5 separate regions of the Mus musculus genome follow, and regions 1, 2, 4 and 5 are each linked to region 3. Evidence: chromatin loops called from intact Hi-C (ENCODE). Cell type or tissue: heart. All regions are shown on one strand.

Region 1 (5,000 bases), 51 kb after region 3:
TTTTAACTATATATAGGGGGAGAGAGACTCTATGAAGGTCAAGAGGGTATTGGAACCTCTGGATCTGGAGTTACAAGCTTTTGTGATATTAATGGCAGAGCCATCTCTCCAGGTCCAACTGTTTGACTTTTTAATTTTTTTAAATTTGCGCTCTGCTGAGGGACTCAGGCCTTGGTGTATGCAAGACAAGTGTCCCTGTCCTGGCCACACTCCTAGCCTGTTGTTTGTTATAAAAGAGATCACAAGGGATACAGACAAGCGAAAATAAGGGGGGGCTGTGAGCTTCATTCCCTCTCACATGATCCCTGCATATCCAGCACCCTGCAACCAGCTTGTTCAAATCTTGCTCAAGACTGTAATAGACCTTAATCTGCAGTGAACACATCCCTTCCGGGGAGATGGGTGAGCAGGGTTGAAAGTCACAGTTCTTCCCATCACTAAGGAAATCAAAGCAGTTGCAAACTCCATTTCACATCCTATCAGTGGTGGAGTACCTTAAGATTCACATACGGTTGATCGGGAGCTGGGAGAGGAACAGGAACTGGCCTCACAGCTTAATGAGACCTCTAGAAAGACGTTTAAAGGCAGAGGGGGTGTGTGAAAACAAGCAAGGGCCCTGATACTCCTTGGTAAGGCTAAACACAAATGCCTGCGGGATGGCATGGGAGAGGGCAGATATGGATGTAAGCTGGCAAGCCATCAGAAGCTGAGCCGCACCCCCCTCCCCCCATGGTTTGGGAGATGGAAGTGGGGCAGGAGAAAGGCCCATCTGATAGGCTGCTATGGCGGATAGACCGGCACGGTGCTGGCATGTGCTTTCACACAATATTTACTGAAGGCCTGTTGCTTGCCAGGAGTTGTTCCCGGCGCCGGGAACAGCAATGAAGAAAGTGACCAGGGTTTTTTCTGAGTCTCACAAGTTTTCCGGTGAAGGAGGCGGAGGATCGATGCATTTCGGGCTCCTGCTTCTGAGGCTGAGGAGCATGTCGGGTTGGCCTTTCTTTGGGGTGTCGCAGCACACGTGGAGCCACTCTTGCAGGGACATCGTGCTGCGCGCGCCGCCCCGGTCTCGGTGGCGCCTAGCCCGGCTGGACGCCCGCCCCCGGCCCAGCCTACACGTGGGTTCCCGCACGTCCGCTGGGCTCCCACTCTGACGTCAGCGCGGAGCTTCCATTTAAGGCCCCGCCCGCGTGCTGCTCTGCGTGCTGGAGCCACTGTCGCCGAGCTCGGGCCACGCTGCTTCTCCTCGCCAGTCGCCCCCCCATCGTGCACTAGCGGTACGGTTGGGCCCCACGCTGCCGGCACAGGGGGTCCCTATCCGGGGTGGAGGTGCAGGGTGTTCAGATTTGGGCACGCGTGGGCTACTGTGCTTTGGGGAACTGAGCAGGCGGCCCCACCCAGCCTGGGGCGGCGAGACCCGTGTAAAGAGGACTAAGGGGTGGCTGGCCTGAAGGTTGGGAGCCACCGAACGGGGGCGAGGGAGCGGTGCGAAACTTGAGCTCCCGTAACTCGAGCCCATGGGGGCCGAAAAAGCCTTGGCACGTCCGGGGCGGGTGCTTCGGAGCAGCCGTGCGGTTTGCATTTTCCTTTGCGTGGGCTCGGTGGAGTGGTTGTTTCCTGCAGATTATAGGGCGCTCTTGCCCTAAACGCATTTTGTTAAGAGGCTCGCTCCTGGTGTGACTGGGGATCGTGCTAAGCGCGCTGCGTGCGGAGAGGAAGCGGGAAGAGTCGCAGTCCTTCCTCTGCACCCTAGACGGAAGGAGGAAACCTGTAGCTGAGAGGCCTGCGACACCCATCGGGTCGTAGGTGGGAAGTAGAGGCACCCTGTCCTAATAGAGCACAGACTTGAGGTTTGCGTGAAGTAGATTCTCTGAGGGAAGAGCCCCACGCCCTGCCCCCAGTCAGCAGAGACCTCACAAGGCTGTCTAGAAATAGCAGCGGTTGTAAGGAGACCGGATTCCTGCTTGATGGCCCTAGGCTGCTTGCCCAGAGATCTTGTCCAGTCCTTTTGCACTTTGGAACGATTTCAAAAATAGACATGGTGCTTGCTGGGAAAGGTGGCCATCGCGGGGGTGGGAGTGGGCTCCAGGCCTCAGGCCCTCCGCAATTGTATCCCCATTTTGGAACTGAAGAAATTTCCCTTAGCGGCCACATCCTGGGTAATGAGGCCCCGCCCTGGTGGGTGAAGGCCCTAATCCTGTTAGTGGCATTTGAGATCTCACTCTGGCACCAGGCTAAGGTGGCTGCCAGCTCCACTTCACCGCGCTTGTGCTTTGGGCTCTAGTAAGGGCCAAACTTTGACGCCGAACTGCCTGCCAGAGGTCTCATCCATGGCCAGCAGTCGCTAGACCTATATATATGACACCTGATTCTGAAATTGCGCACGCGCACTGCCTTCCCCCGCCTGCCAGTCTTCTGGATCTGGGCTGGTCATACAACTTGGGTTCTTGCGGGGGTGGGGGGGTTAGGAAGGAAGCTTGCGCGTGCGCAGGCTTAAGCACGTTGCTATGCCTTGGGGTCGCACCTTGTGGCCGTTATTGGCGCCCTCTGCTCTTGATTTTTGGTACTTCCTGGAGCAACTTGGCGCTCTACTTGCTGTAGGGCTCTGGGTGATGGGAGAAGAGCGGGAGGGCAGCTTTCTAACCATATAAGAGGAGATACCATCCCCTTTTGGGGTTCATCAAGATGAGTAAGTCCTCAGGCGGCTACACGTACACGGAGACCTCGGTATTATTTTTCCATTTCAAGGTGAGAGCCTTCCTGGTGAGAGCCAGACCACACCCTGGCGCTGGCTATTCTTGGTTTTCCACTTCTGTTCTTTGTCACATTGTCACTTAATGGAAAAGGAGTCCAAAGGTAGCAAAGTCAGCGTTTTTTTTTTTTTTTTTTTAAATACAGGGACTTGGTGAGTATACCTTGGGCAGGTTACAATGACACACGGTGTATACCCCTTAGGTCTCAAAAGATTCAAAGTCCAAGATGGCAACCCTCAAGGACCAGCTGATTGTGAATCTTCTTAAGGAAGAGCAGGCTCCCCAGAACAAGATTACAGTTGTTGGGGTTGGTGCTGTTGGCATGGCTTGTGCCATCAGTATCTTAATGAAGGTAAGTGGAGATCCTTCATGGCCCAAGCCTATGGGTGGGGTGTGGGGGAGAGGACATCCCTACATTGTCACATTGTATGTAAAACTATCAAGGTTTGCACACACTCAGTCATCTGTGAAACATTTTGCAACATAATGATACACAAGAAAGGGATTATCCAAAGTAACTGACAGCCGGGCGCCTTTAATCCTCGCACTTGCGAGGCAGAGGCAGGTGGATTTCTGAGTTCGAGGCCAGCCTGGTCTACAAAGTGAGTTCCAGGACAGCCAGGGCTGTCTCCAAAAATAAAATAAAATAAAATAAAATAAACCACCAAAGTAACAGCGTCAAAGTATATACCTTTTCTTCTACTTTCTCAGTTACATGAACCTAGGGCCTCCAACATGCTAGGTAACCATTGACCTATATACCCAAATCTAAAGTGATTTTTGAATTGGAATTTATATGTGCATATTGATTAAAAATTAAAATCCTACTGAATAGGTTGTCTTGAACTTCTATTCAAATCCCACTGTTTCCTGGGGTATATAATTTTCCTTTGGAAAAATAACTGAGCACACCCATGTGAGAGGGTAAATTTTTGGTTCTCGCTTGCCTTATGGGTTCTGGAGATGAAATTCAGCTCAGCAGACGAATGCAGGAGCTGATTTCACACACACACCCCCAAGCCATCTCGGATCTAATTTTCTTATCAATCATAGGGCTAAAATTTAATTAGTTACAACTTTATCACTGAATTAGAAAACACTTTGAGGCAGGGTAAGTCAATGTTCTTGATTCATATGTAGTCCAAACTAGCCTTAAACTTGGAACAATCTTCCTGGGTGTTGGTTTATACGTCTGCAACATCACACCTAGCTTTGCAGAATACTATTATTCTGCAGGTATTAACTAAGACAGGGCTCCTGTCTATAAGTAGTTGTTTGTTTGTTTGTTTGTTTTTCTCCTTCTTGGAGACTTGACTGCCATTAAGGGCATGCATCGATATTCCTGACTTGGAGTGTTGCTTCTTTAATTGAGTCCTTCCTTCCCCCCACCGCACGGTCTCATGCTAAGCAATGGTCTACTCTGAGCTTCCTGCCTAGGCCTATTTGAAGCCTTGGTACTGGCCAACATTGCCCGGCTCCAATGGAGGGCTTGCAGGAGAGACACGACACGGGGCCTTTTGGGGAGCAATGAGAAGAATCAGAATTATTTTCCCATTTAACTAAACCGTTTGTCTTTTAGGACTTGGCGGATGAGCTTGCCCTTGTTGACGTCATGGAAGACAAACTCAAGGGCGAGATGATGGATCTCCAGCATGGCAGCCTCTTCCTTAAAACACCAAAAATTGTCTCCAGCAAAGGTTGGTTGTGGCCAGGTTCTCTTGCTGTCAGACTTAAGTTCCTCCTCGGGCCTGAACCTCCATCTCTATAGCTCTTTCAAAGACAGGAGGACCTTGGCTTACTTATGCACTGGTTCTCAGTACGTTATCAAAGCTTTGATCGCTAGCAGAGGATTTTAAGTGGAAACCTAATTTGCACATATATGGAAATTCTCTGAATTAGGACATGAGTAAGCTCCAAATTTACATTATTTGTTTCAAGTGTGTTTCAAGGCTAGGATGGATCCTGGGGCCGTGTACCCGCCAGGCCCAAGCTCTCACTGCAGAGTGACAGCCCCAACCTTGCTGCCCTGTGTCACATATAAAACAGCTGAGGACTTGCCCCCAGGGCCTGCCCAGTAGATGTTCTTGGCTTGACCTTTTACACTTCATTGGCGTGAGCCAGGAACCCACGGTTGAAAGTCTGACCTCCTGCCTGCTAGGCAGCTCTCTGGATCAGCTGTCCTGTGGCTGGGCTCTTGGCAACAATTAAGTGTGTAATGAAAGCAAATGGACAGAATGCAGGGTGTGG
Region 2 (5,000 bases), 220 kb after region 3:
TTCACAAGAAACACATCCTTTGGTCCTCAGAGTTGCTGTGGTGGAGCTTCTGTTTTGGTTAGTGAGAGGCAGGGCAGGGCAGGGCAGGGCAGGGCAGAGCAGGGCTGGCCCTATGGGCTCAGCCGACTCAGCATCATTTCTGCATAGTTCAGTAACCTCACCCTGGCACACCACTTTCAAAGAGGCTTCAGCAGATGGTGAAAGAAGAAGAGAGGACTCGCGTTAATGAACTGCGAGGGGAAGCAGGTGTGTGTGCTTTAAGCTGGTTGGAGATGAAGAAACGAGAGAGGTGTGCAGTTAGGGAGGGGCACCTCAGGGCTGCTGGGAGGAAGGCAAAGAGAGATGGCCAGAAACTCCTCCAATCCCAGGGGTGTGGAAGCTTGCCTAGCTGAAGGCTTCCAGTGGAGGTCAGCCCAGAAAGCGCAAGACCCTGTCTCAAAGTACAGTGATGGGATGAGTGACCCACCTGTAGTCTCAAGGCTTTGAAGGGGAAGCAGAGGGTCAGGAGTTCAGTCATCCTCTTCTCAAGCTGATCTGCCCTTTGGGGGTAGAACAAGGGCTTTTCCTTACAGGTCAGTTAAGAACGCTCTTATTTAAGAAATATACAAGTAGGGGCTGGAGAGATGGCTTGGTGGTTAAGAGTTCAATTCCCAGCAAGCACATGATGTCTTACAGCGATCTGTAATGAGATCTGATGCCCTCTTCTGGTGTGTCTGAAGACAGCAACAGTGTACTTACATACATTAAATAAAAAAATTAAAAAATTAAAAAAAAGAAATATACAAGTCATTACTTGTATAACAAGAAGTTATACTCCTTTCTTGGTATACAAGTATACAGTTATACAAGAAATGAATAAGTAGCACTCGCCCAGGGTGCACCAGGCCCGAGGTTTAATTGGGAGTACTACAAATAACCCAGTGTGCTCCAGGCGCCCCCCCCCCTTATATATACAAATATGTTTATTTATAACTATAATTTTGTGTCTGTGGCTTATATATTAAGATACGGGCTTCTGATAGAGCCTGAAAGCCTAGCACTCCTCAGGCCCCCCAGACAGGGTCTCAGTGTAGCCCTGGCTATCCTGGAAGACCAGGCTGGCTTGGAACTCCACCGTCCCCCCACCCCCTGAGTGCTGGAATTAAATTAATTAGTTAATTAAATTAATTAAAGGCATGTACCACTACACCTGATTAATCGTATTAGCAGTTTTAAAGCTGAGGCAGGAGGATTTAAAAAAATAAAATAAAATTAGGGCCAGCCTGGGCTACAGATGAGACTGTCTCAAAACAATCATACAAACAAAAAAGAAATTACATGTATACTGCTTGTTTGTACACATGTTAAGTAAGGTCCTTCTGACTGTGTTCTTCCCATGCCCCCTCCAAAAGAGTCTAATCTCCGGCATGAATGTTCTTGGAGACAGGCCTCTTAATGCTAAGTGAGGTCATTGTGGGACCTGACCCAAATGACTCATAAAAGAGGAAGTCTAGAAAAGTAACTGCTCATAAGGGTCAAGTGAGAGGCAGACGGCTCTGCTGGCCTTTGAGGCCAGCCAGGGCTCCATAATGATACCCTGCCTCAAAAATAAAATAAACATAAAAAAAAATAAATAAAAAGAAGGAGAAGGAGGAGGAGAAGGGGGCGGGGGGGGGGGGAGGGGGAGGGGGAGAAGAAGAAAGACAACTAAGATATTTTCGTTAAACTAAAGGGCCAGAGGCCAGGAAGTGACACAATGTTTTCCCACCTCAACTAAAAGGCAAGAAGATTGACTAAGCATAAGGCAAGGAAGATGGGCGGGGCAGGTCACGGTCTGTGGACACTTTTTTAGTTTATTGTGAAGCAGTTGAAGTTTTGATACCCGTGCAGCAGCCATTGAAACGGAGGACACTCCACTGACATAAAACCCAGTAGCACACAAGGATGTGTGTACAATATTTACTGCAGGCTTCGGTGTTTCAGCAAAACCCTGGAAATAACTTGGATGCTCTCAGGAGGGCAGGAACATTCACGGTGACCCACTCAACTTTTGATATTGGAGCGAGGTAGTTTAATGTGAAAGAATTATGTAGTATATGGGCTTTGAGTAATGAGGGATTGCTTAGTAAGAAGAGTTCTTGAAAGTTCCCTCTCATGTGTCCATGGGTCCCTCATGTGCTACAACTTGGCTTTTGAGAGAGGGTCTCTCGTTGGGACCTGTGGCTCCCTGGCTAAGGTGTAGTCAGAGAGTCCCACAGACAGTCCTGTCTGCTGGCCCAGTGATGGAAGTCTCCAACATGTCCACAGAAGCTCACCACCAGCTCTCTGAAATAACATCCAGGAAAGAATTCCCTGTCTCTACAGTTGAGATTCAGACCTTCTTGCAGATGATGGGATTATGGGTCACTGGGTAACAGATCTGTGGAACTTGCTGGAAATCTGCCTGGTGAAACTTGCTGTCTGCCTCCTAGGGTGCTGGGGGCCGTCTTATCGTAGTTCCTGCAGGGCTGCCAGAGGGTGAGAGTGGGAGGAGCCTGAAGCTGGCTCAGCACACAGTCTCACACAGCAGGAGCCTGGGGCCCCAGAGGCAAGAATGGAGCCTGTCCAGGGTTGGGGGACGGGGCGGGGCGCACAGAGGCTCTAGGACATAGAGTACCTGTTCTTTCCATGTTTCTCTGCTGCCCTCTAATGACAGAACTCCATCACTGCAAAGGAAAAATATTTAAAGGGCCTAGAACTGTTTTCCATGGAGCAGTCAAAAAGGGTAAATTTGGAGCTGAGACAATAAATTGGTAACTGTCTTAGTCAGGGTTTCTATTCCTGCACAAACATCATGACCAAGAAGCAGTTGGGGAGGAAAGGGTTTATTCAGCTTACACTTTCCATATTGCTGTTGATCACCAAAAGATGTCAGGACTGGAACTCAAGCAGGTCAGGAAGCAGGAGCTGATGCAGAGGCCATGATGCATGGCTTCTTACTGGTTTGCTTCCCCTGGCTTGCTCAGCCTGCTCTCTTATAGAACCCAAGACTACCAGCCCAGGGATGGTCCCACCCACAAGGGGCCTTTCCCCCTTGATCACTAATTGAGAAAATGCTTTATAGTTGGATCTCGTGGAGGCATTTCCTCAACTGAAGCTCCTTTCTCTGTGATAACTCCAGCCTGTGTCAAGTTGACACAAAACTAACCAGGACAATACCACAGAATTACTCGTCATGGCTAAGAACTAGAAATAGGGCTGGTGAGATGGCTCAGTGGGGTAAGAGCACCGGACTGCTTTTCCGAAGGTCCGAAGTTCAAATCCCAGCAACCACATGGTGGCTCACAACCACCCGTAATGAGATCTGACTCCCTCTTCCTGGAGTGTCTGAAGACAGCTACAGTGTACTTACATGTGATAAATAAATAAATAAATAAATCTTAAAAAAAAAAAAGAACTAGAAATGACCTGGACATCCTCAAAATGATAGTGAAAGAACCTAGGTATTCTCACAGCGATAGGACCAATCAAGACTACTGAACACTCATTCTGTGAGGTGCTGGGGCAGACACTTTAAAATGTATCAATCAGCAGGTCACACCTGTGATCCCAGGCCTCCGAGACAGATGAATCTCTATGAGTTAAAATTAGCCTGGTTCAGGCCAGCCTGAGAGACACTGTGAGACTCTGAAAAAGAAAACACAACACCCCTAACAAAACAGCAGTACAAAAACTAAGAGAAAGTGACAGATCTATATCCATTATTCTGGAGGAATTTTAGGAGTGTTGGCTTTTTTAAATTTTATTTTATTTCTTTTCTTTTCTTTCTTCCTTCCTTCCTTCCTTCCTTTCTTTTTTTAAAGAAAGGGTCTCGTGTAGAGACCCTCCTAGTCTTTAACTCACTGTGTGACAAAGGTTGACTTTGGGTAACCTTGAACTCCTGACCCTCCTGATTCTACCTCCCTAGTATTGGCTTACAGGCAAATACCACACACCTCACCTGGCTTCTAAGGGCTCATAACTGTTTTTGTGAAGTGAAAAAGGACAGAAGAAAAGAAGGGTGTAGGGATAAAAACATCTCCAAGCGGGACCGGAGAGAGAGCTTATTGGCTAAGAGCACTTGCTGCTCTTGTAGAGGAGCCCGTTTCAGTTCCCAGAGCCCACGTGGTGGCGTATAACCATCTGTGATGACAGTTTCATGGGCTCTGTTGCCCTCTTCTGACCTCTGGGAGCACCAGGCATGCACAGAGCGCTTACACACTGGCCAAACACTCATATACATAAAGTCCTTTTTGGAAAAGTATCTTCAGGGCTGGAGGGATGGCTCAGCGGTTAAGAGCACTGACTGCTCTTCCTGAGGTCCTGAGTTCAATTCCCAGCAACCACATGGCGGCTCATAACCATCTGTAATGGGATCTGATGCCCTCTTCTGGTGTGTCTGAAGACAGCAACAGTGTACTCTCATACAATAAATAAATACATCTAAAAAAGAAAAGAAAAGAAAAGAAAAGAAAAGAAAAGAAAAGACTCTTCAACAGAGCCTGGGTCTGCAAAGAGCTTCAAGGTCTAGCACTTGTCCCTAGTACGGGGGATACTACACTAACAACCCAGTGTGCACCAGGCCCTCAGAATCACGGGGTTACCACACACGCAACCTCCAACAAAAACACAGGGAGGATGAACTGACGAAAGGAGACAATAAAAGACTTAGACTGGTTTGTTGCCTTCCTCCCAACTCCCTCTCTCAGAAAGTCTTGTGGGCCTTAGCCCCTCACCCTGAGCTATCCAGGCTATGCCACCATACCCCCAGGCCTTGTGGTTTTTATTTGCTTACTTGTTTATTTTGTGGTGTTGAGGATTGAATCAACATGTTAGGCAAGTGTCTAGCTACACCCCCAGTCTACTTTCTACTGGCCAAAAGGGAGAGTTGACTTACATGGTTAGCTACTGCAAGCGGATTCAGTTAACTAAGGTATGCATGTATGTAAAAGACATGCAAGACATGCTTTTTTCCTTTTTTTATTGCTTCTTTGTGAATTTCA
Region 3 (5,000 bases):
AAAGAAAGAAAGAAAGAAAGAAAGATTGATTCTAAAGCAAACAGATACATGGAAAAATTCAAAAGCATCTGGTTTTTCTATGATTTATGTTTTTGACACTATTTTAGAAGCACATTCATTCAGGCAATACATACTGAGCATCACTCATATGCTGGGCATTGTTCTAGAGATAACAGAGGGGGAAACAAAGCCCTCATCTTCTCAGAGCACAGCTGCCCTTGGGAAAGCATTCAGAAACATGTGGAGGTTTGTTTTCCTTATTTTTGGTGTTAGAGAATAAAACCCAAGATCTTTACATACTGGGCATGTCTCCTATCACTGACTGTGCCCCTGTCCTTCAACGTGACTTTTTAAATTATATACATATAATACAGCTTTATTCTCTGCTAGTAACATATTCTTATTACAGCTTGACCTCTGCAAGAATTGTATTCTGAAACAAGTCTAAATAAATAAATAAGTAAAACCACCCCCCCAAAAAATTTAGCATGACAACATTCAAAATATTTAACAATTCCTTATCCAAGAAAACTAATTTTTAGTCACTTATTTTATTGAGTAGTTAGTAAAATAATAAGCGTAATCATGAGGATAAATAAAAGAATTCTGGAAATCAATTCTAGTCAAAAAGAAAGTCACCAACACCATACATGTGTACAAACACACATACAATTCTCCTAAAGGATAACAGCAAGTCAAAGAAAACTTCCTAAAGAAATACTCCCAGGCCAGCGTTTGTTAGGAGGGAGGGAAAGGCAGCTGGCAGAGCTGAGACAGCAAAAGTGCTGGATGCGGTTTAGAATTACCCACCTTGGACTTTAGTCCTCGGTTAAATATAAAATGCAAATTTGGGCTCAAGGTACAAAACACTTCCAACTCTAAACCAAGGAACCTAAACCCAAGACAGTAGGTCACAGAGTCACGGAAGGATTTAATGAGGAGTTTGTACAGTTTCTGTAAAGTGTATGGGCAGATGCTAGGATACAGAGATGTTAAAGTAAGGAGTGATAAGTCAGTGAAAGTCAAGCCTTCCTACTACCCAGGAAATCTGTGGGAAGAAGAAACCTCTCTCTTGACATTCTGAATAGAGGAGACTTAAAACTGACTTCTAGCTAGTACTCGTTAAAAGCAAATGTGATCTCATCTCTTCTTTTCTAAGCTTCCTCTCCCATCTTACCCTATTATTCAGCTATCCTGAACTCTTCCCTTCCTTCTTCTGTCCATAAATGTGAATTTCTGGAGCCTTAATTATGCGGTTCATTAAATATTCTCAACCAATAAGTTTTCTAAAAAACTGAGCTTAAACATTACCTCTGTGTGCTACTAGGAAGAAAAAACTTTAAAATGCTAGCTTCTTAGAAGATGGCAAATCAGTGAACATCTACCATCTTTTTAAAAGGTTGGCTTTCCCAAGGGTCACAATGCTAAAAATAATAATAATAATAATAATGATAAAGGCAAACGTGGAGGAGGAAGAGGAGGGCCCAAGAAATGGTTTATTGCTATGCTTGGTGATCCCAGGGGCCCAAGAACTCACAGAAAGATAGGAGAGAACCAATTACAAAAAGCTGAGGTGTCAACCGGGCAGTGGTGGAGCACACCTTTAATTCCAGCACTTGGGAGGCAGAGACAGGCAGATTTCTGAGTTCCAGGCCAGTCAAGTATATAGAGTGAGTCCCAGGACAGCCGGGGCTACACAGAGAAACCCTGTCTCGAGAAAACAAAACAAAACAAAACAAAAAAACAGAAACAAAACAAACAAACAAAAAAAACAGAAACAAAACAAACAAACAAAAAAACTGCGGTGCCATGCCACCTTCTCCCCCAATAATAAATGAAAGTAGAATTTATGTGAGATCGAAACATCTTTCTCACTTCCCAAGATTATTTTTATAATTCAAGAGTGGTAGACAGTGATTGCTGCTCACAAAGCCAAAGCAAACCATGGTGTATCTAATCCCACAAGGTGCGTGGAAGGAAAGGCTCGAAAGACGCAAAGTAACAACGATTGAAGAAATTATGCAAAGGGGAGTTAATAGACTTTATTTCCACAATAGGAACTTCCTTATCCAATAATGATCAGGAAACTCTACCTCAGAAAACTTAACGACTCGCTCATGCTTGCATGCATTCATTCATTCAACGTTCTAAGTGCCTACCGTGTTCTAGGCCCTGGAGGCGCTGCTGGAGATGAAGGATGCGCAGCAGACCAAGTCCCTGACCACAAGGAGCTCCCGTCAATCACAGCTAACTTTTATGACTTTAAACCGCAGCTGTCACTCTGGAGAAGTCCAGGAAGCAGGTTTTCCAAGCCAGGTTCACAGAACCTCAGGCTGACTAGCGGGCCGAGTTCCGCCCCCCCCAGAGACCAGCGATCGCTTTCACCGAGCAGGCTCCACAGACACTCAACACCCCTTGACAGCGGAACCTGAACCTCACACACCCTGTCACCCCGCCCCCTCCCTGGCAACGTCATCCAGGGGCGCCAGGGACCGGAGGAAAGCGCTGTTAACGGCACTTCCTCGTCACGTGACGATCACGCCCCTCCCCGCGCGTGCTCCCTCCCCCTCCAGCCGCGGGTCGCGATTCCGCTCCCTGCGGCCTGCAGTCTGGGAGCCGCCTCGGGCCGACGACGCACCACGGAGCCGGACCGGATGCTCTCTAGGGAGAAAGGCGAGCCAAGCCGAATCCCCGAAACTCTCCGCCGCTCGAGACCGGAGGAGGAGAAGCGAAACAGGCGGGAATCGGTGGGGGAGGGCGGGAGCTAGCGGAAGGTGTCATGGCGGCCGCGGTGGTGGTCACGTGCTCCGGAGGCCCGCCCCGGCGTTTCCGGTCACGTGCCCTCAGCGCCCTCGCAGCCAGCGATGGAGGCGAGACCCCCCGGCAACAGAGGCGGTGGCGACGGCTGCGGCCGCAGGGGTTCAGCCTCCTCCGTGCAGCGGCTGTGAGAAGCGCGGCGGAGGCAGATCCGACGGGACGCGCTTCCCGCGCCCCAGACCAGAGACCGTAGCTCCCACCTGGTAAGTTGAGACCGAAGAATGGGGTTGGGCGGGCGTGGAGGGTCTGACAGGCCCCGGGGGCGCGGGGCCAGGCGGATCGAGCCCTTCGCTGTAGTCGTCTCCACGACACTACAGGCTGGCTGTGTGGTTTGCCTTTCTTCTCCCGGAATGGGAAGGAGGTGCCCTGACCCTTAATCTACTGCCCGAAGGCATTAGGTTCTTCCGCTGGGAGGGACTGGAAGGATCAGACTCACCTGAGAACGAAGGAAGTGAGGCTTCTCCGAGACACCGAGGCCCTTCCCGTTAGGGAGCCTGCCCGGGAGAGGCTTTCTTTTCCTGTTAAAGAAGTCCTCTAACCTTGGTGTCCTCGTGCCTTCTTGCTTCCACCTGTCATCCTGCTCTTCAAACTGTTATTAAAACTTGAGCCACGCACCCAGTTCTAGCTATGACCAGTTTGACAGTCATGTAGTGTAAAGTGAACCATCAATACATGGAAGTATGTGATTATTTTTATAAATTCTCCAGTGTTCTTAGAAACTAAATTCATGTGAAGTTGACCTCACATGTCTATTTTACCATCTGCAAAACAAGGGTGGGGAAAAGATGTTAAAACGTATGCCCAGGGCTACAGTGAAATGGCTCAACTGGTAAAGGTGCTTGCTGCCAAACCTGAGTTCCATCTCTGGGACCCACGTGGTGGAGGGAGAACCGATCTCCGGAAGTTGTGTCCTCAACGTATACACAGTTTAATTTGGGATTTTTGTTTGCTTGTTTTTGTTCTTCGTTGTTGGCTTTTGTTTGGTTGGTTTGGCTTTCTGTCTTTTGATGTTGTCCATTTAAAGACACCAGTTTAAAATATGGTAAAACAGGTTTCTGAGTTAGGAATGCAGCTTAAAGCTAAGAGTTCTTGCTAGGCACCTGTAAGATCCTGGGTTTCATTTCCAGAACTGGCAAAAAAAAAAAACAGGACTGTAGGTAGAGCCCAATGTAAATTGCTTGGTAAGCATGCAGGCCTGGGTACAGAAAACTGGCTTGAAGCACACTAAGGGCTTGGCTCCAATCAATATTCTCAATATCTAGCCTTGTGACTTCCTTTCCTTCCTCTCCTGACCCTCCATTTCCCACACAGGTTTTCTCTGTATAACAGCCCTGACTGGCCTTGAACTCACAGGGATCGATTGCCTCTGATTCTTGAATGGTAAGATTAAAGGTGTACACTACCACACCTAACCCTAGACTTGTGATTTCCTTTTTTTTTTAAGTTGGTTGATTTTACTACTGTATATTGGTGTTCTGTCTACCTGTGGGTTTCTATGGTGGTGTCAGATCCCCTAGAACTGGAAGTATAGTTGTGAATGGCCATGTGGGTGCTAGAATTGAACCTTGGGTCCTTTGGGAGAGTAGCCGGTGCTCTTAATGGCTGAGTCATTGCTCCAGCCCCAGTGATTTTCAAACATTTTAAAGACATGAAACATTTCTTCCATGAATTTATGCCTGGAATTCCAACATAAAACTACATCGAAGCTGGGAGTTCATGGCACAGGCCCTTTTTTTTTTTTTTTTTTTTGGTTTTTAAGGACACCTAAAAACATTTTGAAAACCACTAAGCCAAAATTATCAACCCTAATATTGTTTTTTTTTTTTAGATTTCCTTATTTTATGTATATAAGTACACCATTGTTCTCTTTAGACACACCAGAAGAGGGCATCAGATCCCATACAGATGGGCATGAGCCACCATGTGGTTGCTGGGAACTGAACTCAGAATCTCTGGAAGAGCAGTTGGCACTCTCAACCACTCAGCCATCTTTCCAGCCCCCAACCCTAAAATTCTATTTATTCTCTTGTTTTTTGTTTTGTTGTTTTGGTTTTGTTCTATTGGGGTTTTTTGTTTGTTTTGTTTTGTTGTTTTGTTTTGGTTTTTGGTTTTTAAGAGAGGGTTTCTCTGTGCAGTGCAGCCTTGGCTATCCTAGACCTCAATCTGTAGACCAGGTTGACCTG
Region 4 (5,000 bases), 110 kb after region 3:
AGACAGCAGTCACCAGCCACTGGATTTAAACCCATAAAGGTCACTGTGACTCTGACAGAAGCAGTTTTAGAGGAATGATAGTGGGAAGGCAAGAAGGGTGAAGATAACAAGGAAAGGCCATAGGCACAAGGAAGTTTGCTGTGAGGAGACGAGGTAGTGCAAACAGGGAGGCGCAGCTGACGCTTCCAAAGGCTGTTTTAGGGAATGTTTTTGTGTGCTAATGACAGCAGTCCAGAAGGCAAGAAAGGAAATGGCTGAAATGATAACCCAGTGTGAGTTAGAAGACATAAGCTCCAGTAGAGAAACCCTTCAGGCAGAAGCAGAAGCAGCCGGAAACAGAAGGCAGATGCAGTGACAAAAGGGAGGCCCTCTGCAGGCCAATTTTGCACAAGTCCTCCAGGGTCAGACAGCTCAAAAAAGCAAACACCCCTGGGGTGTGACACCATCTTACTGACCCTTTCATGCTAACTCCGGGTGTGATCTACAGTTAGGCCACAAGGCCCTAGGATTTGCTAGTAGTACCCAACCTTACTTTTGGGGCTATGTCTTTAGGACTATTCCAGCGGCCTTAGGCCCTAGTGACTCCAAACATGTGAGATCCACCAGTAAGAGTGTGGCAAACAGGAAAGTGTTCGTGAGTTATCAGCCACATTTTTAGACTTCTAAATGGCTCATTTAGATAATGTTAAATCACATCAAGTTTAACATTACAAGACAGTGATCACCAGAGCTTTCCAATATAGAATATTCTAAAATTTTACATGTAAAAATGAAATACATGTTTTACAACAGGAGACCTTGACTTATAAAGAAAAATACAAATGCTTATACTTACCAACAGTGGTCACAGGAGGCTGGGAAGGGTACTGTGAGCTTGTTGTGGCAGGGTATGGGCCAGCAGGTGGGTAAGGACAGCCAGGATAACCACTATAGAAAAGAACACCAAATGTAAAGATGACCCAACACTACTGAGAACCCCACTGAGAGAGTTAAGACTGACATATTATATTGCCAGATAATGAATATAAAGTTTTAGAGAAAGTGTTTATTCAAGGAACAGTGTATGGAAATTACATTGGGTTTGAAAATCGACTGTCAAGGTCAAGCATGGCAGTGTGTGCCTCCAATCTGGGAAGGAGGCAGAAGCAAATTTGAGTATGAGGCCAGAGGCTGGAGAGATGGCTCAGTGGGTAAGGGTGCTTGCTGCTCGTGCAAAGGACCCAGGTTTGGTTCCCAGCATCACATGCTAGCTCATAGCCATCGGTAATTCTAGCTCCAAGGGAATTTGACACCCTCTTCTGACCTCTGTGGATGCCAAGTATGCACGTGGTGCACAGATTCATACAAGCAAAAAAACCACTCACATACATTAAAAGAGAAAAAGAAAGAGGAGAGAGAAGGAAAGAAGGAAGGAGAGAAAAAAGCCAGGTTTGGTGGTGCACAGCTTTGACTCCCACACTCAGCATGGAGAGGTAGAGAATGTCTGTGATTTTGAGGCCAGCTGCATAGGTCTATACAGAAAACTCTAGGACAGCCACAAGGATTGTCTCAAAATAGAGTATGAGGCCAATTTGGACTACATAGCAAGACTGTATCTCAGAAAACTCAATCAAATCAACCTACAAAACAGAGCCCAACAGGTAGCTCACACCTATAATCCCAGCTTTGGTGAGTTCCAGACCAGCTGGAGAAATGTCTCAGTTGTTCTCCCATAAGACTAAGGCTCTATTTCTAGCACCCACACAACTGTCCACAACTCCAGTTTCAGAGGATTCACTATCCTCTTCTGAGCTCGTGAGGAACCAGGCATGCATGTGGTGCACAGACATACATATAAGAAAGACACTCATACACATAAAAGTTAAAATAAATATATCTTTAAAAACAACACAAGTGCGAGCTCCTATATCAGAAGAAAACCAAAGTAGTAAAAGGTCAAATGGTCTTGCTTGGCTCTGATTATATGAGATTACTTTCAGAGAGGCAGAACTTGCTAGAATATTCCTAAGGACAACCTGGGTCCTACTAGTAACCTTAAATGTTCACTCTGAAAGCAAATCTTAAAAAAAAAAAATGTTTTGGATAGTTTGTGTCATTCATGTATTCTAATAAGTAGTCCTAAATTTCCATTCTAGAAAATCCAAATTTTCTTTTTAAAGATTTATTTGTATTTATTTTATTTATTGAGACAGGGTCTTACTATGTAGTCTTAGCTGGTCTAGAATTTATAAAGAACCACTTGCTTCTGCCTCTGGAGTGCTGACACTCAGCTATTATTTTTACTTTAAGTGTATATGTGTGGGTGCCAGTGGAGACAAAAGAGAATGTTGGATCCTTTGTAGCTAGAGTTCCTAATCTGGGTGCTAGGAGTCAAATTCAGGTCCCTTTGGAAAAGCAGAAAGTGCTCTTAAATTAATGAGCCATTTTTCTAACCTTTATAAACTTCTTTTTTTTTTTTTTAAAGATTTATTTATTATTATATATAAGTACACTGTAGCTGTCTTCAGACACACCAGAAGAGGGCGTCAGATCTCATTGCAGATGGTTGTGAGCCACCATGTGGTTGCTGGGATTTGAACTCGGGACCTTTGAGAAGAGCAGTCAGTGCTTTTAACCGTTGAGCCATCTCTCCAGCCCTATAAACTTCTTAAAAAGGAAAAAGCAAGTGGCCCCAAACCAATCAAGATTACTGTTATTACGAAGCCTACCCACAATCCCTCCTCTTGTAAATAAAACAAAGCTGAATTTCTCTGGACAACCTATACTTCCTTTGGAATTATGGGCACATATTGATCTCAAAATCCCACCAATAAGCCAAATATGGTATAAAATAGCATACCTACATAATATGAATATAGGCATATGTGTGTATGTGTGTATATATATATATATGTATGTTTTTTGGGGTGGGGAGGGTTCGAGACAGGGTTTCTCTGTGTAGCCCTGTCTGTCCTGGAACTCACCATGTAGACCAGGCTGGCCTTGAACTCAGAAATTCGCCTGCCTCTGCCTCCCAAGTGCTGGGATCAAAGGCGTGCGCCACCATGCCCAGCTGTATACATATATGTCTGTCTAACTATATCTATTATACCTATCTCAAAAAACAAACACCAATACCTCTCTCTCTCTCCTCTCTTTCTATCATATCTATCTATATCTATATCCATATCTATAATACCAAGGCTGAACTAGGACTGTGAGTCTACTCAGCCATACCTATCTCAAAAAACAAACATCAATACACCAACCTCACTGAATTCTAACTAAATTTATTTAATTCCCCAGTTAGCATTATTTTGATTACAAATGTAATTAATAGATTTTCATTACCTGGGGTTGGGAGGGTATCCAGATGGATATGCAGAGATTCCACTTGGCATGCCTGGCATGTAGGAGGCTAAAAATAATTTTTAACATTTGAAAGTCATATGCATAGTCCTGAATATAAAGGCTATAGAGTAATATGAACCACTATCAAACCACAGCAGAATTTCACACCAAGAATCCAATCTCAGGCTCAAAACAAAACCAACATCTGGCCTAGATTGTTTTTTAAAGAATAAGTAATTTGAAGTCATTTAATTCTCAACTCATTAAGTGTGAATAACACTCATGCAAATCCTAGTAAGAACTGACTGGCAGACAGGCCAAGCTGGTAAGCTTTTCCGCCCCAAGTTCACCTGTAACAGGAGAAGGTAATGCTGACCTCATTTGCTCTACGACTGCTTCTTAGAGGGTAGCCGCCTCTGCATCTAAGAAATCTTGGGACATTTAACACCAGATTGACTGAATTGCATAGCTGGTTTTGTTGGCTTGTTTAGAACTTAAGACTCCAAATCACGGTAAGAAATCCTACACAAAACTTACATCCACACTCTAGATTGACTTTCAAAAGCTTGGAAATATTAGGAGAAAAAAGTTAAAAGCAATTAGTCTTCAAGAATGCCTCATTCATTTTAGAAGCTTATAAGGTCAGTGGTGCCAAAGGCTAACTTTGGCCTGGATGGAAAGGGTCTTGCCTTCAGAGTCAACTTTTCTCATTAGATCAATGGTGAATCAACACTTAAGTCAATAAATAAATGTTTTATTGTCTTTTATATGACAGGAATTAGGAATTTGGTGGTGATGGTGGGGGGTTGGGAAGAGATAGACAAGGAAAGGGGAAGGGAGAGAAGAGAGGAGAAGAGAGAAGGAAAGAGAAGAGAAGAGAAGAGAAGAGAAGAGAAGAGAAGAGGATAAGAAGAAGAGAAGGAATCCTTGGCCACATGTTGCTTGGAATCCAGCTGGGGGGCTAAAGAGTCAGAGTGGGAGCTGGCAGGGCAAGCAGAGTGCTATCTATGGGATTACCCAGGAAAAGAGCTAATTTTAAATCTAAGAGGCAGAGTAAGCCTCTTAAGGTTAAGGTTCAAGGTAGAGTGATCAAGTAGAGGTATGACAGATGAAGCCTGAAGAAAAAGGCACAGAACCTTTCAAGAATAACCTTCTAGTGACAGAGCACAAGCGAGTGGGAGAAGTACGCTGGGCTGCTATCAACAGCAGATTTGGAAGCCTTTATCAGCCTAACACTTCAGGGTTTACAGACTTCTTAGGATTTATGGTAGATGCTAGAATACTTTTTCCTAAGAACAATGAAGAAATTCAGTATTTCATTAAAAAAACAAACAAAACTAAAACAACAAAAACTCCCCAAATCTTATAACTCCATTCCACACACATAGACACTTTCTAAGTAGGAAGCACAGTTGACATTTTTTAATATCTCTTAAACAAAGTGAGTCTGCTGTTACATATTAGCAACACACGTAGTCACTATCACTCACTTCCATGCTGGCTTCTCCAATATATAAAGCACCATCTCTGAGTTGTAATTTTCTCATAACCATAAATTATTTTCCTTTCCTTAAAAATGTGTCATTTCAGGGCCCGGAGAGATGGCTCCATAGTTAAGAGACAAAACAGAGCAAGACAGACAGACAGACACGCACACACAAGGTGTAAGG
Region 5 (5,000 bases), 210 kb after region 3:
CACACATGTAATACAACCTGTGTTGATGTATATTAAATATAAAGCACGGGACATGGGAATTTGTTAATACTCTGTGTTTAATCAGCGTTCAAATTATCCTGAGCTGATAAAATTAAGCTGGATAGATGGGTCAGATTAAGCAAGATCATGGATTAAATTTAACACTATTTACCTTGTTTTATTCCAATTGATTTCTTTTTTATGGCTTTCATTCCGTGTAAAAGATAAAGAAGTTAAGGATGCACACTGAGCCAAACCTCTAAGTTTACTCTCTCTTTTAGGGGAGGGAAGGATGGTTTATAAATGTAAATCACTTCACAGAGTACAATCACAAAGCAACCAATACACGTACTCTCTAAGTATCACGCATTTAAAATTTTTCTGCTCTAGGATGATCTGTCTGCCCTTTTCCCAGAAGCTTTGGCTTTTAGTAATTCATTCATTCTCATTCTCTCTCTCTCTAATTCATTCATTCTCATTCTCTCTCTAATTCATTCATTCTCATTCTCTCTCTCTAATTCATTCATTCTCATTCTCTCTCTCTCTCCCTTCTTTTTTTTTAGTTTTTTGAGACAGGGTCTCTCTCCTTAGCCCTGACTGTCCTGGTGTAGACCAAGCTGGCTTTGGACTCACAAGATCCTCCTGCCTCTGTGAGTGCTGGTATTAAAGGTATGAGCCATTACACCCAACCAGATATTGGCTTTCTAAATCTGGGTTCTGATTCTTCCACAAGACAATTCTTGGGCACTAAAGCTAGTATCTGTTTTTGTTTTTTTGTTTTTCTTTTAAACTTTTCTCGAGATTCAAGAAAATTTAAGATAAAATACAGACCAAATTATGCAAACATGATTATGATATCTAACAGTAATGTGACTAGATAATCTACAAATGCATAAAGTACAAATGCATAAAGGCTTGTGCCCACAGCAAAACCTGCAAGGCTGATGAGATGTGGCTTAGCAGAATCTTATTGAGTGATTATTATCAGGGTGGGACATATATGTGTGTGTGTGTGTGTGTGTGTGTGCATGCATACAAATATAACTACGTTTACTCATTAATTTAGGTAGATATACTCAAGGGTTAAAAAATAGGCTGGATTTGACAGGAAGTGACAAGATAGGAAAAAATACTGCAACATACAAAATTAGGAAATGCAGAATCCAAGTGAGATCGCAAATTCCAACTGATTGACTCTAGAAGGTTCTTTTAAGTTGGACACTTCACAGATTAAATCTCGGGTATCACATTGCGATATATCGGTTTACAGCTGTTCTGTGGGTACCTTCTGGTGATCCAGAAATGAGTAGTTTATGCAAAACAGCTATAACCCCAGAAAGCAGATGTGGGACCACTTCAGTATTTACCTCTGAAAATACTATCAAACTCACACATTTACTGAGCAAACGGAACCTAAAAATCTGGAAGCCCACTAGGAAATGAAAGCTGAAAAAGGCTTTGCCCAATCCGTTCGCACAGGGAACCGATAGATCCAAGGGACATACGGCAAATAAAAGGTCTACCAGCACACCCGCAGCCCACATGATCACCTCACAGTTGGCTATGGATTTCCTGCAAAGCCCTGAACTCTTTCCAACAGAAGATACCTCCTTGGCAGGTGATACCATCTTTGGTTCAGTGGGTGGGGCCACGAACCGGAGAACGCTTTCAAGAAATCACAAAACGTTCACCTGGAAATCCGTATTCGACCCGCTAAAAGACCCAAAGGCTATCAGGACAAGTCCTTAAAGTTCTTAAAAGTCCCCGAGTTTCCTGACTATACTGGTCCTCAATTTAGGGGCTGAAGTTTATTCGACGCCAGGCGCTACTAATGCTACACAGTATTCAGTCAGGCGCGGCTTATCCCCCCCGACTTTGCGCAACTCTTAAAAACACCGAAAGCCGCAAAGCCTACTTTTCAGGGCACAGGAGCTGGCGAAAGCGACCCCAAGAAAGCGCTCCCTTTTCCATCCCCAGCTCCCGTGTACCCACACCTCCGCTAAAACTCCAGAAGAGGGCGTGCGTAGTTCAGGCTTTCCCGAGGCCGACAGACGCTCCCCGAGAAGTTCCACCCACCACACACGAACTTGACGCCCGGGTTTCCTACAGCAACCCCGGGGACTCACCGGTACGTGGTTGACACCTTGTCCTTTGGAAGCGATCAAGAGGATTTCCCTGAAGTCCATGTCTGGCCGAAGAGAAAAGCCCGGCTGGGCCGGGGACTCGGGACGCGGTGGATGCGAGTCTTGCCTCTCGCTGAGCCTAAGCGCTACTGACTGGCTTGCCTTGGTGGCCCTTCTCTCGCCGCCCCTCGACACCGACACTTCCGGCGCCTTCTAATGCCGTGTACCGCCCCCGCGCTGCCGCCGAATACGAAGTATGTGTGTGTATGTATACACACATACACACACACACTCACACACACACGCTCAGCGCCTCCGCAGCGCTCGCAAGTATTTGCGCAACTTCCGCTTTCGGAGATAAGACACGGAAAACGGGTACGTGGCCGTTGGCGTTGGCTCAAATGGGTGGGACTGAGGCTTTTACTAGCCAATCAGACGCAAAATGGCAGTTTAGGGGTGTGGCTAAAGGGGGCGGGGAGAGCGGTCAGCCCGAGGATCTTCGCGGCGAGAGAGGGTTTCAGTGTGAGATCCGGGGAGGGTGGGGTGGGAGGGGGGGGGGTGGAGAAGAAGAGAGACCCGACCCCCTTCTAGAGCTGGGCTCTGTAGGTGTCACGCGTGGATGTACAGATTCCAAATGACGGTATTCCAACAGCTGGTGCGACAGGTCTGGAGCAAGGGATCTCGGTTTCGTTTCGCTGGAGCCCCGAAGCTACGCATGCGCACAAGAATCCTGTCCCTGGGACGCCAGTTATCTCCTGGAGGCACCTGATGTTCTTTTAAAAACCTAGGGAAAGAGCGAAGACCTTCGTCACATGCCAAGCAGAACTTGACTCTGACGCACTGCAGAATATAGTGCATTCATTGGGAGTCTAGCCTGACTTTCTTTTGCGTTATCTTGAATTTGGTCATTTCGACTCAATAAAGTAGACGTGAATAACTAGGTATACCTGAGTCTGGGGGTGGGAATGGGCTACGGACCGGTTTGGTGTGATGGAAATACCCCTAAACTGGACTGTGGGGGTGGCTGCATTATTTACTATTTTTTGTACAGCTGAAAGGGTGAGTGTATACAATAGACCTTATTCTGTGATGATGTGAGCGCCTGTATTGGAATGGCTCCACTTCAGGCTGAGTAAAAGACCAAGATGAAGCCTGCCTTCCCCCTAGAATTTTAAATTTCCTTTCCTTTCCTTTCCTTTCCTTTCCTTTCCTTTCCTTTCCTTTCCTTTCCTTTCCTTTCCTAGACAAGGTTTGTCTGTGTAGCTCTGGCTGTACTGAAATTACTCTGTTGACTAGGCTAGCCTCACACTCACAGAGTTCCACCCGCCTCTGCTTCCCAAGTGCAAGGATTAAAGGCATGCACCATCACTGGCTGGCAGTGTAGAAATTTTTCTCTTCCTCAGCCTCAGATATCTTAAGAACCCGCCCCTAACTCAACATAATATTCCTTTTATAGATACTTTTTTTGTACTTATAGATGCTTTTTAATACATACGTATATACATTTTTGTGTGTGAGTGTTTTTGCCTGTATATTAGTAAGGGCTCCATAGAATACCAGAACTTAGTTGTGCACTACTAAACAGGGCATGTCTCTTCCATGTTAAATTAGCTCATCTGAGCTGCTGTAAATGTGTACCCATGAAACTGTCAGTAACTATATAGTAGTAATGAGCATGCGTATATGTGTGTGTGCGTGTGTGTGTGTGTGTGTGTGTGTGTGTGCGCGCGCACACGCATGCGTGTGTGTCAGAGAGAGAGAGAGAGAGAGAGAGAGAGAGAGAACATGCACAGTAGCTAATGTTAAATTACTGCCGCTGCTTGTGGTAATTCAGTCAGGAGTAAGGGAATGGCAGAACCCCTATCTGTATTAGTCAGGGTTCTTTAGAGTCACAGAACTTATGAAATGTCTCTATAGTGAGGGAATTTATTGTGATTATTTACAGTTTGTAGTCCAACGATGGCCAACTATGAATGGGAAGTCCAAGAATCTAGTACTTAGTCCCACAAGGCTAGTCGTCTTGGCTGGTCTTCTGTGGAAGTTCCAACAGATCTCCTAGCAAGTAAGTTAAGGCAAAAAAAAAAGTGATTCTTCCTTCTTCCAGTGTCCTTATATAGGCTCCAGCATAAGGTGTGGCCTTGCATAAGGTGTGGTCCAACGTAAGGTGTGGCCCAGATTAAAGGTGTGTGTGTACCACCAAGCCTGGATCTGGGACTTGCTTTGCCCCAGGCTGACCTTGAACTCAGAAATTTCCTTGCCAAGATCCAGGTCAGAAACTTGTGTCTTCCAGCTTCAAGATCTGGATCACAGGTGAGCCCTCCAATTCTGGATTGTAGTTCATTCCAGATATAGTCAAGTTGACAACCGTTACACTACCTTTACAAGGAGAAACAATTAATTCAGCAGATTGATCATGAGTAACTATAACACAGAAAGTAGTAACCACTGATTAAGGAAAGTGCAGAGTGGAGCGTTGCTAGAGTTTGCAAATAAATGGCAGTTAAAACCTTTCTTATGCTTCTGAAATTGGATTTAGTTGGGTCTCCTATACTTCAGCTGGCAAAATTAGAATTTAATAGAGTTGCAGTTGGAACGTGAGTACAGATTGAATCAAGGACTTAGCAGGTATATTTACGGTGATAAGAAATAAGATTGTTAGCTGGGCAGTGGTGACTCATGCCTTTAATCCCAGCACTTGGGAGGCAGAGGTAGGCGGATTTCTGAGTTCGAGGCCAGCCTGGTCTACAAAGTGAGTTCCAGGACAGCCAGGGCTATACAGAGAAACCCTGTCTGAAAAAACAAACAAACAAACAAACAAACAAGAAATAAGATTGTTGTGCCAGGGAAATGTTGGTGATCCCCCAAAACACACAAAGA

The links. Hi-C counts contacts between places; a loop is a spot of excess contacts. Peaks named below come from ENCODE experiments on the same cell type or tissue, not always from the same donor. Only the 100,000 strongest peaks of a DNase experiment are listed, where the experiment ranks them.
Region 1: a loop joins it to region 3, with 6 times the contacts of the local background. A loop is called at or near these places in 15 of 42 quality-filtered maps.
Region 2: it touches region 3 in a loop (5-fold over the local background); 11 of 42 quality-filtered maps call a loop at or near these places.
Region 4: it touches region 3 in a loop (2.0-fold over the local background); 12 of 42 quality-filtered maps call a loop at or near these places.
Region 5: it touches region 3 in a loop (15-fold over the local background); 11 of 42 quality-filtered maps call a loop at or near these places.

Annotation. Positions count from the first base shown.
Region 1 is chr7:46,844,641-46,849,640 of GRCm38, forward strand. Ldha (lactate dehydrogenase A) reads left to right here and starts at 1,164. Exons shown (of 8, transcript NM_010699.2): 1 at 1,164-1,277; 2 at 2,956-3,105; 3 at 4,333-4,450. The coding sequence starts at 2,980. In heart, a CTCF peak has its summit at 2,553; DNase peaks (open chromatin) are centred at 1,171, 1,901 and 2,071; H3K4me3 peaks cover 3,206 bases; H3K27ac peaks cover 2,840 bases.
Region 2 is chr7:47,013,318-47,018,317 of GRCm38, forward strand. No RefSeq gene overlaps it. Among named protein-coding and RNA genes, the nearest start is that of Gm32031, 7.3 kb to the left of the region's middle. In heart, CTCF peaks have their summits at 751 (motif pointing left) and 2,675 (motif pointing left); DNase peaks (open chromatin) are centred at 1,454 and 2,574; H3K4me3 peaks cover 422 bases; H3K27ac peaks cover 1,913 bases.
Region 3 is chr7:46,793,269-46,798,268 of GRCm38, forward strand. Hps5 (HPS5, biogenesis of lysosomal organelles complex 2 subunit 2) reads right to left here and starts at 2,613. Exons shown (of 23, transcript NM_001005247.2): 1 at 2,160-2,613. It overlaps Gtf2h1 (general transcription factor II H, polypeptide 1), which reads left to right and starts at 2,826. Exons shown (of 15, transcript NM_008186.4): 1 at 2,826-3,020. In heart, no CTCF peak of the experiment used is centred here; DNase peaks (open chromatin) are centred at 2,483 and 2,813; H3K4me3 peaks cover 2,629 bases; H3K27ac peaks cover 1,545 bases.
Region 4 is chr7:46,900,192-46,905,191 of GRCm38, forward strand. Tsg101 (tumor susceptibility gene 101) reads right to left here. Exons shown (of 10, transcript NM_021884.4): 6 at 3,331-3,397; 7 at 836-927. Among named protein-coding and RNA genes, the nearest start is that of Tsg101, 17 kb to the right of the region's middle. In heart, no CTCF peak of the experiment used is centred here; no DNase peak of the experiment used is centred here.
Region 5 is chr7:47,005,949-47,010,948 of GRCm38, forward strand. It overlaps Spty2d1 (SPT2 chromatin protein domain containing 1), which reads right to left and starts at 2,466. Exons shown (of 6, transcript NM_175318.4): 1 at 2,127-2,466. The coding sequence starts at 2,186. It overlaps Gm32031 (predicted gene, 32031), which reads left to right and starts at 2,606. Exons shown (of 2, transcript NR_166573.1): 1 at 2,606-2,645; 2 at 2,776-3,060. In heart, a CTCF peak has its summit at 2,011 (motif pointing right); DNase peaks (open chromatin) are centred at 1,553 and 2,503; H3K4me3 peaks cover 3,202 bases; H3K27ac peaks cover 2,199 bases.